Regions from separate parts of the Mus musculus genome. Here region 2 is linked to region 1. The links are chromatin contacts, found by Hi-C or POLR2A ChIA-PET in ENCODE. All regions are on one chromosome and are shown on one strand. Each heading gives the region's core, a stretch centred on a gene start or an enhancer-like site at or near the end of the contact. The rest is flanking DNA. Distances are from core to core; before and after follow the strand shown.

The links. Hi-C counts contacts between places; a loop is a spot of excess contacts on that map. ChIA-PET counts read pairs that join two places held with the same protein, here RNA polymerase II (POLR2A).
Region 2: a map of heart shows a loop between it and region 1 (2.1-fold over the local background). The contact joins the promoter of Ubl5 here to the promoter of Zfp266 in region 1. A Hi-C loop is called at or near these places in 1 of 37 maps with a recorded cell type or tissue (heart). POLR2A ChIA-PET finds 5 or more read pairs at or near these places in 4 of 5 experiments (Patski and embryonic stem cell).

The regions. Positions count from the first base shown.
Region 1 is chr9:20,519,617-20,524,319 of GRCm38, reverse strand. It overlaps Zfp266 (zinc finger protein 266), which reads left to right and starts at 2,901. Exons shown (of 9, transcript NM_001082485.1): 1 at 2,901-2,976; 2 at 3,201-3,300.
Region 2 is chr9:20,641,185-20,645,887 of GRCm38, reverse strand. Ubl5 (ubiquitin-like 5) reads right to left here and starts at 2,552. Exons shown (of 5, transcript NM_025401.4): 1 at 995-2,552; 2 at 629-695; 3 at 399-482; 4 at 229-266. The coding sequence starts at 684. Fbxl12 (F-box and leucine-rich repeat protein 12) reads left to right here and starts at 3,082. Exons shown (of 3, transcript NM_013911.3): 1 at 3,082-3,684; 2 at 3,792-3,864. The coding sequence starts at 3,599.

The DNA.
Region 1 (4,703 bases), core at 1,652-4,151:
GTGAAAACATCCCTGCTAGACATAGGCTAACAGATAAAAAGTCCAGTGCCAGGCACGGACTAGGCCACTCTTTCCAATCTTATACATTACTTATAAGTAACCATCAGTCTTGTGCAGCTGTGAACGGTGAGAGCTACAATAAACGGTCTGCCTGCCACGGGCCCACGACTGGTCGAGATGCAGAGGAGAAAAGGCTGCGGAGTGCTTAGCCTTAAATGGGACACCTGGGTGACACCCCTCCTTCCAAGGCCCAAGGATCATCTCAGAAGAGGAGGCAGAAAGACTGTAAGACCAGAGGCATAGTGGCAACTTCTCTTTTGAGTTACTGGAATCAATAGGGTCTCTTAGACCCCCACACTGTTTATACATTATTTTATGATCTATTTGTTCATTATTTCATGTGGATTAGGCTGCATGTATGGCTACATAAGAGTGTCAGCTTCCTTGGAGCTGGAGGTACAGACAGTTGTGAGCTGGGTCCTCTGGAAGAACAGCAAGGGCTCCTAACCTCGAAGCCGTCTCTCTAGCCTGTGTTTACATATCCTTTCCTTTTTAAAAGTTTTCTTTTTTTTTTTTTTAGATTTATTTATTTTATGTATTTGACTACACTGTAGCTGTCTTCAGATGCACCAGAAGAGGGCATAGGGTGTGAGTCACCCTGTGGTTGCTGGGATTTGAACTCAGGACTTCTGAAAGAGCAGTCAGTGCTCTTAACTGCTGAGCCATCTCTCCAGCCTGTTTATATAGTCTTAATGTATCGTTACCATATGACCCAGCAAGTCCACTACTAGGTAAATACTCAAGTGAAATGAAAACCCACGCAAAACAAAAAATAAATATGAATTACCATAGTGCTATTATTCTTTTGTTACAGCTTTTTGTTGTTGCTGTTTGGTTTAGTTTGGTTTTTCAAAACAGGGTCTCTCTGTGTAGCCCTGGATATCCTGGAACTTGTTCTGTAGACGAGGCTGGCCTTGAACTCACCCAAAAGATTTTTATTTATGTGTATGTGTGTATTTGTGTGGGTGGCTGCAGATTTCAGAAGAGGATCTGAGGATCCACTGGAGCTGCAGTTATTAATGGTTGTTAACTAAGGAGCTGCCTGACATGGATGCTGGGATGCAGGGATGCAAACTCATCCCCTAAGAAGGAGCTGCAAGAACTCTTAACTGCTGAACCATCTCTCTAGCCCCTTGCATGCTTTTTTTGGCTGTCCTAGAACTCACTTTGTAGACCAGGCTAACCTCGAACTCAGAAATCCGCCTGCCTCTGCCTCCCAAGTGCTGGGATTAAAGGCGTGTGCCACCACGCCTGGCCCCTTGCCTGTTTTTTAGTCAGCAGAGCAACAAGGTTTCATTAGGCATTTCTATTCATACCTTGTTTTGGTTGACTGTCATTTCCTTCCACAGTTCCCACCTCCCCAAAATGTACCCTTCTCTTCCTCCCAATTTAATGCCTTTATTTCTATTTATTATTATTATTGATGTATGGGTGCTTTTCCTGCATGTATGTCTGGGCATTGCATGCTTGTCTCATGTCCATGGAGAACAAAAGAGGTATCAGGTATACTGGAAAAGGAGTTACAGACACTTGTAGGCTGCCATATGCGTACTGGGAACTGAACCAGGGTCCTTTGGAAGAGCAACAAAGGTTCTTAACCACTGAGCAATCTCTCCAGACCAACTTCTCCATTTCTTTAAAACATCTTTTGATCTCCCATTCATGGTCCCCTTTCTAGGTTCATGTCTTATATTCACAGTCACAGCCATATGAGACACACACACACACACACACACACACACACACACACACACACACAAAGCTAGTATCCATATAGGATCCATGTGAAACTATGAAGTAGTTTATAACTCTTTCTGGCCTTGAACTCACAGAGATCCACTTGTGTTTGCCTCCTGAGGGCTGTTAAAGGTGCATATCACTATGCCTGACCTAGTTTTACTCTGAATTATTCCAAAAATAGAAAACACCCAAGCTGTTAAACTGTCTCTAAAAATTAAGTCGTTTGGGCCAAAAAGCTGGCTCAGTGGGTGAAAGAGAAGCTGACTTCCATTGCTGAAACCCATGGTGATAACGGACGCCTGAAAGTTGTCCCCTGACCTCCATACATTGCCATGTACATGCCTGCTTACTCTGTTAAACCATGCACACACATACACACACCCCATTATCACGAAAAATCAGGAAAAGATGTTAGGAACTAAGCATTTTGGATACAGGGTTTCATGTATCCCAGACAGACTGGCCTTGAATTTACTATGTAGCCAAGGATGGCCTTGAACTTTGTCTTCTTCTCCCAAGCACCACTAGTACCATCTACGGTACTGGCGATGGATCCCAGGGCTTCGTGATGCTAGTCCGGGCTCTACTAACAGCCCTGGGTGGTGAAAACGTGATGGAATCAAGGACTGAGGTGTTAGCAGAGTCCAGAGACACACAAAGACAGGTCGACATAAAGGTGTCTGGAGACAGCACTAACTGAATGGACCAAACGGATCATTTTTCCTGGGTTGGCAGATTGTGCAACATGGCTAAGGGCATCGCGAGCGTGAGGGAGAGGCGGGAGAGAAAAGCTTTTGTCAGCAGCATCTCCACCGGGGCGTCCCCACACCCATCCTCGCCCCACCGGTCCGCCATCAACCGAGGCGCACCCCGGCCTGGTCCCGCCTCTCGCCCCGCCCCCGCACTGCTCCCCCTTCAAGGTCTCGCTTCTGATCTCGACCTCTCGGCTCTTTTCCTGTCTCAACGCCCCTTATGAACCCACCCGAAAAAGGGTGCAACTGTCGGGACGCTGGAACAAACAAGTTTTTCTCTCCAGCTTGGAGAGCTCCAACGTGGCTGAGAACTCCGAGCCGGAAATGGAAGTGACGTCACGGCCAGCCCCCCCTTTTCTCCGAGCTCTGAGTCCTTCTCGGCGTTTGTCCGAGGGCTCTCCACGCAGCGCTCGGTGAGGATTCGGTGAGGAGCTGCGGGGGCGGCGCGGGGAGGGCGAGGACTCGGTAGGCCTGTGCGGGGAGGCGGGCCGAGCTCTGCTCGCGGGGTCCCGCGGCTTCCCGGGCTCTGCAGCCTTCCCGGGTGCCGCGGCCCGAGTGCGCATCCCGACTCAGCCCTGAGCTGTTTGCACCCACCTTTCTTCTAAAGCCGGTGTAAAGTAACCTTCGTGGAATTATTTTCCTCCCCAGAAAGAATAGACTTTTCGCCATTGGTATCACATTGAGACGCTGCATTTTCCATTCTTGGACCGGGCGATTCTGTTTGGGGGAGCCGAGCTTTGGCTGAAAGGTGGGTGAGGGCAGCCTTTTCCTCTTGTTTTTCTTTTTGTGTGTGTATGGAAAGGAATGCTTTATCCGATTATTTCGCTTTCGTGGGACCTATGTTTACCTGAGACACATTGCATTCTGATTTTTTTAAAAAGGCAACTTCGTTGTAGACTTTCGCAGAGTGCATTTATCTGTATATAAATATAAACGTACAAAGACCCGGGTCTTTGTGTTGAAGAAAAGTAAGGATAACAAGTTACTCTTGATTTGATGCTGGGGCCGCAACTCAGAGCCTCATGATGCTAAGCACTCTCCTGCTGAGCTACACCCTAGCCCAAATAGTTAGCTATTGTCTGAATGTTGTAGGCCTGTGCCTCCTTGCAGACTTTAAAAAATGGAGGCTTTGTTAGGTTAGTACTGATTAAACTGGTTGGTTTTTCAAGGAAAATTAAAATACAGTTTATGTTGAACTATTTGAGAATAGGTTGGGAATTTCAGGCATGATTTTTTTACATAACGGGGTAATACATTTTCTAAAAAAAAAAAAAAAGAAGATACTGACCCAGTAAGACCGTAAATACTGATCTTTCAGCCAAGATAATAAAAAATTAATATTATCTAATATCTTCTTTGTGTGAAATCAGAATTCTTCATTGTTATAAGTTTTTGGGTGTTTTTGCATCTAAGATCTTTTCAAAGTTTCTTTGTTTTTCTAATAGTGGGAATTGAATCTAGGGCTTTGTGCATGTTTAGTAAGCTCTCTTACTGAGCTATAAACCAAGACCTCTTTAAGGCATTTTTGCTGTTATTTAATCTATTTTAAGTTGTTATCTGTTTATGTGTGGGGTGTGGGTTTCTGCCTTGAGTGCAGTGCCCCTGGATGTCACAAAGGGCCTTGGCTCCCTACAGCTGCGTTACAGGAGGTTGTGAGCCACCTGGTGCGGTGCCGGTGTGGTGCTGGGAACCAGATCTCTGGTTCTGGAAGAGCCGTATGTACTTTTAACTAAGTCTTCAACCCCCATTTTAAGGTTCTTATATTGAAATTTTCAGATACCTTTTTAGGATCTTTGAACCTAGGGTAGGTCATGTTGTTTGTTATAGTAACTTTTTAAGGAGGTATGCATTTTCGCATTTCGATGGTTTGTTTCTGTTGGCATTTTTCTCCATTTAAATTTTTTTCTCCATTTTTGATTTTTTTTCACTGTAGACTAACTGATGCTTGGATTTCTGAGTGAAGTGGTATATAGCTCTTGCCTAGAATGTGTGAGGCCCTGGGTTTCAGCTTCAGCACACCAGTGAAGGGAGGTAGTGACAAAAATCTAGCTTAAGCCTGTTCTTACAGTCCTGAATAACTGTATTACCAATTGATGAGAGCTTTGGAAGTTCATACAGTCTACTGAGTTTTTGAGTTAATACACCTTTGTT
Region 2 (4,703 bases), core at 1,303-3,802, 120 kb before region 1:
AATACATGGCTTCTTGCCGGGCGTGGTGGCGCACGCCTTTAATCCCAGCACTTGGGAGGCAGAGGCAGGCAGATTTCTGAGTTCTAGGCCAGCCTGGTCTACAAAGTGAGTTCCAGGACAGCCAGGGCTATACAGAGAAAGCCTGTCTCGAAAAACCAATAAATAAATAAATAAATAAATAAATAAATAAATACATGGCTTCTTTCATGAACTTCAGGAAAAGGATACAATCTCCCAGAGACACGTGGTCCTTAAAAATCGTGTACCTAAGGGATTCAGAGAGAAGCTGATAAGGGGTGGGGTGTCTTTTGTTCTGAAAACAAGCTGCGTACTCTTCGGGGTTGCCTGAGGTGCTCACCCCAACCGAAACCTTCTAGCCTAATACTGCACTTACTTACCACTTTTTAAGAACGATCTTGTTCCAGCGGGTGCCAGTTTGAGCAGCTATCAGTTTCTTCAAGTCGCCGATGGTGTCATCGGTGCTGGGCACGAAGGAGTTAAGGTAAATGAAAGGAAGAGGTAGACCGAGGAAGACGTAATCAGGCCTCCCCATAAGCGTCATTTAACTGAAACCATCCAACACCACCATCTGCCCCAGAGCCACTGCCAGTCACCCCTCGGTGGATACTTGCACTTAACGCGGACTTTCTTTCCGAGACGGTCGTTGCAAACCACCTCAATCATTGTGGCTGGAGCTACACCAGGTGGAGGGAGGGATGAAAAGCAACAGAGTCAGGCCTTTCGGGGTCGCCCAGGTTCCTAAAGCCCCTTCCTAGGTTGAGCTCTCTGGTCACAGTTCCCCTAACACCAGATGCAATCCCCTGCAGCCCCAGTCTACAGTTTCAATTGCCCGGACTACAGACAGTCGCGACTCCGCCCCTTAACTGCGGCAGTCCGGGCCCCAGACTCACCCGGCTTTGCCTCCCGCAACCCCTAGGTTCCCAAGTCTTGGCAGCTTCCCGTGATCTCGGGCCTCTCATTTTAGCCTTCTCACCTCCAATATCCTCGAACCTATCGACGACACAACTCGTAGCTCGAGCGAGGAACCCCGGCCGGAGTTAAGCCTGCAAACAGGAAGCGGAAGTGATATAACGGAACCACCGGCCCTTAGGTGCTTCCGGGTTCCGGGCTAGGATTTGCGATTCTGTTGCGCAGTGTGGATGAGCTGGGACTTGCTAAGAATGGATTTACAGCGGACGTTGGAACTGGTGTTGGAGATTCCTTCATCATGGAAGAAACCTAAAGGATCTCAGCGGCGGGGTGCTCGACTACTCCCAAGCCAGACAATCCTCCTACCGCGGAATCCCGGCTGCAGGTGTGCCGAAATGGAGTCATGCAGGGCCTGTGGCTTTCTGCTTTCATTCAAAGCTCAGCCTCAAACCCTGTGCTTGCTTCCCCGCCCCTGGTCGTAGTGACCGTTTCAGAGACTCCAGGGGTGCAGGCTGCAGTTGATGAAAACTAAGTCGGATCCTGGTTGAGAGGCCATGCATGTTGCGTACCACTCCGCGTGTCCGTGTCCTGCCTGCGAAGATGTTGGAAATAGCATACGGGGAAAGAGCTTTTGCTTTGATTCTTTAATCTTGTTCCAGATTAAAGAATCGCGAGAGCTGGTGGGAGAGGAATCCCTTCTTAAATTCAACCAGTTTTGCCTCTATTGAGCGATTTCTTCTTAGCAGACAGGATTCTTAGCAAGGTAAGCATATATTGACTCAAGAAAAAGAAAAGTCTTACCCAGCGCCTTGTGCTTACCTAATACGACTTATACAAAATTTAATCCTTATGCGTAGGCAGCAAAAGGCATTATTCTTGCTTTCTATTGCGGCTGTGGCCACGCCTCCCTGGCTTGGCCGTCCTGCTGGCCCCTCACTCCCATCCCAGTCACACCTTTCAGTTTCGAATGAAGTCCTGTTCTGTGTCTTTAGTGCTTAGATATGTTCCAGTCTCCCCAATGCCTCGTTTCCGTCCTGAAAAGACTTCTCAGGCTTTACCGGATTCGTTTCCGTCTCGAAAAAAAACTTCTCAGGCTTTAAGTCTCTTGGCATACATACAAGAAAAGTGGTGGGGTTTGTTTTTCTTGTTTTGTTTTGGTATTTGTTTTAGTGTTGGAGGTCGAACCTAGGGCCTGCTAAGCATGCTTACCAGCCAAAGGCTCTCCCACTGAGCTGCACACCCAGTTCCTGGTTTAGCTCTTGTTTCTGTCTCCAGCGATGCTTTTAGGGCCCCCGTCGCTGCTCTTATCCATTCTTCCAGTCATAAGTCTCCCAGCCTGTCCCTTTGTCGCCCAGCCATTCCAAACTTGATTCCATCCCCTATATCGGACCTTGTTCCGCCTAAGCTAGGTTTTACAAGTTTAGTCTTCAGGCGCAATTAGGATCCCTAGTCCTTGAGCCCCTTCCCACACAAGTCATGGTTTCTGGGTTTGTTGCTCTGTTAACTTTTCCCTGCTCAAGTCATGCCTCCTGGGTATACATACGGTCTGGTCGCAGGCTGATCTCTGCCTTGGCAGTAACCCTAAGCCTTTTCCAGCACAAGCCAAACCTCCGCACGCCACTAGTCGCTTAGCTCTAGACGCGCCCCTTGTCTCTTCCTACTGAAGCCACGCCTTCCCATTGTTGTGGACGGCCTCCAATCAGCTCCTCTGCCGCTGGCCACACCCTTCCACTCGGCGGCGCTTTTTCAAATGCTAGTACTTTGGCCTTGTTTGCAACGCCTGCTGCCCTTCGTCTCTGTCTTTTATCCTCTCTCCCAGAGTCCCACTTTGGGAGTTTGCTGCTTTTCCTCTGACTGGCCTCCAGGCCCCCGGGCCCCCGGGCCCCCGGGCCTCCTGGCCCCTGGGCCCCTTGGCCACGCCTCAGGACCACTCCCCGCCCGTCGGAGCCACGCTTTCTAGGCGTGTTGCTTTCTTCATCCCAGCTTGCGTGGGGTCTACCTGCCTCTGCTCGCCACGTCTCCCGGCTATGACTACGCCCTGAGCCCCCTCCTCGCCAGAGTCACGCCTTCTGGGTTGTCTGCTGACCCCATTTGGGTTTGCTGCTTATACTTAGCTCCACCTCATGGCCACGCCCCCGAGGCATTCTTCACCTTCAGCCTTCTGGATTTGCTGTTAGCCTTCCTCTTGGCCCTGGCCACGCCTCGTGCCCCCTCCTCCACCAAGCCACATCCAGGTTTTCCTAGAGTCACGCCTTCTGGGTTGTCTGCGGACCCCTTTTGGGTTTGCTGCTTATACTTAGCTCCACCTTATGGCCACGCCCCCGAGGCACTCGTCACCTCCAGCCTTCTGGGTTTGCTGTTCGTCTTCCTCTTGGCCCTGGCCACGCCTCGTGCCCCCTCCTCTCCCAAGCCACATCCAGGTTTTCCTATTTCCAGTTCCATCCGCTAGCCAAGCCAGTCAGGCCTAGTCAGTCTCTAGTCTTGACCTCTAAACGGTCGTCAGCCCGCGCCTGTCCAGTCCCGGGGCCTCGGGCACTTTCCTAGAAAAGTAGGGATTCTCGGCGGGCCTCTGAAAGTCGCGCCGGTTTGGCCAGTCCGACCACCCCAGCGCTGTCCAGGGAACGCGGCCTCGCCGCCACCGGAAACGGAAGCGTGCGACAGCTGGACCATGGCGACTCTGTTTGACCTCCCAGACTTGGTGCTCTTGGAGATCTTCTCTTACCTCCCTGTCCGGGACCGGATCCGCATCTCCAGGTGCCGCCCCGCTCCTCGGGGGAAAGAGCCGGGCATGGGCTCGGCAGGAGATGCGGATCCGGTCCTAGCGGGCCGGGGTCGTTCTAACGGCCGGTCCACTCCTCCAGGGTCTGTCACCGCTGGAAGAGGCTAGTGGATGACCGGTGGCTATGGCGACACGTCGACCTGACGCTCTACACGGTATGCGGGACCCGGGAGCGGTGCGGGGAGAGCCACCCCCTGCCCTGGGACATGGGGGTGGGGGTTGCTTTATTTTGCTTTCTAGTGTTTGTTTGCTGTTTGTTTTATTTATTTATTTTTGATAGTTTCTTGAGGCTTTTATTTTTCTGGATTTTCGTTGGTGTTGCTTCTTGGGGGGCTGAGGGGGTTGTTTTGAGACAGGGCCTCTAGGCCAGGCTGACTTCAGCTTCCTATGAAGCCGAGGCTGAGCTTGATACCTACCTCGACCTTCTAAATATTGGGATTAGCAGCGTGGGCCCCATGTGTGGTTCCTGTGCTACTGGGAATGCAATTTAGGTTTCTTGAATGCTAGGAAGGAACACCTCTGAGTCACGTACTGGTTTCCAACTAACCACCCCCTGCAACAACCTCCTGAGTGCTGAAGTTACAGCTGTAGGAGAAGGCCCAGGAAGTGTTTGGGTTTTGTTTGTTTGTTTGTTTGTTTGTTTTCTCGAGGAAAAATTTCTCTGTAGCCCTGGCTGACCTGGAATTCTGCTTCTCCAGTGCTGGGACTAAGGGTATGCACCACCATACTCTGCTGGTTTGGTATTTAAGTGAGTTCGTGCTTGGAATTTTTCTGCCTGTCCTAGTGCCAGCCTTTACCTCCCCTTCAATGCTCAGACCTCAGTTTCTCATCTAAGATATGGGGATTAAAAATAATGCTTGTAGGCCAGGCAGTGGTGGCGCAGGCCTTTAATCCCATCCCTTGGGAGGCAGAGGCAGGCAGATTTCTGAGTTCGAGGCCAGCCTGGTCTACAGAGTGAGTTCCAGGACAGCCAGGGCTACACAGAGAAACCCTG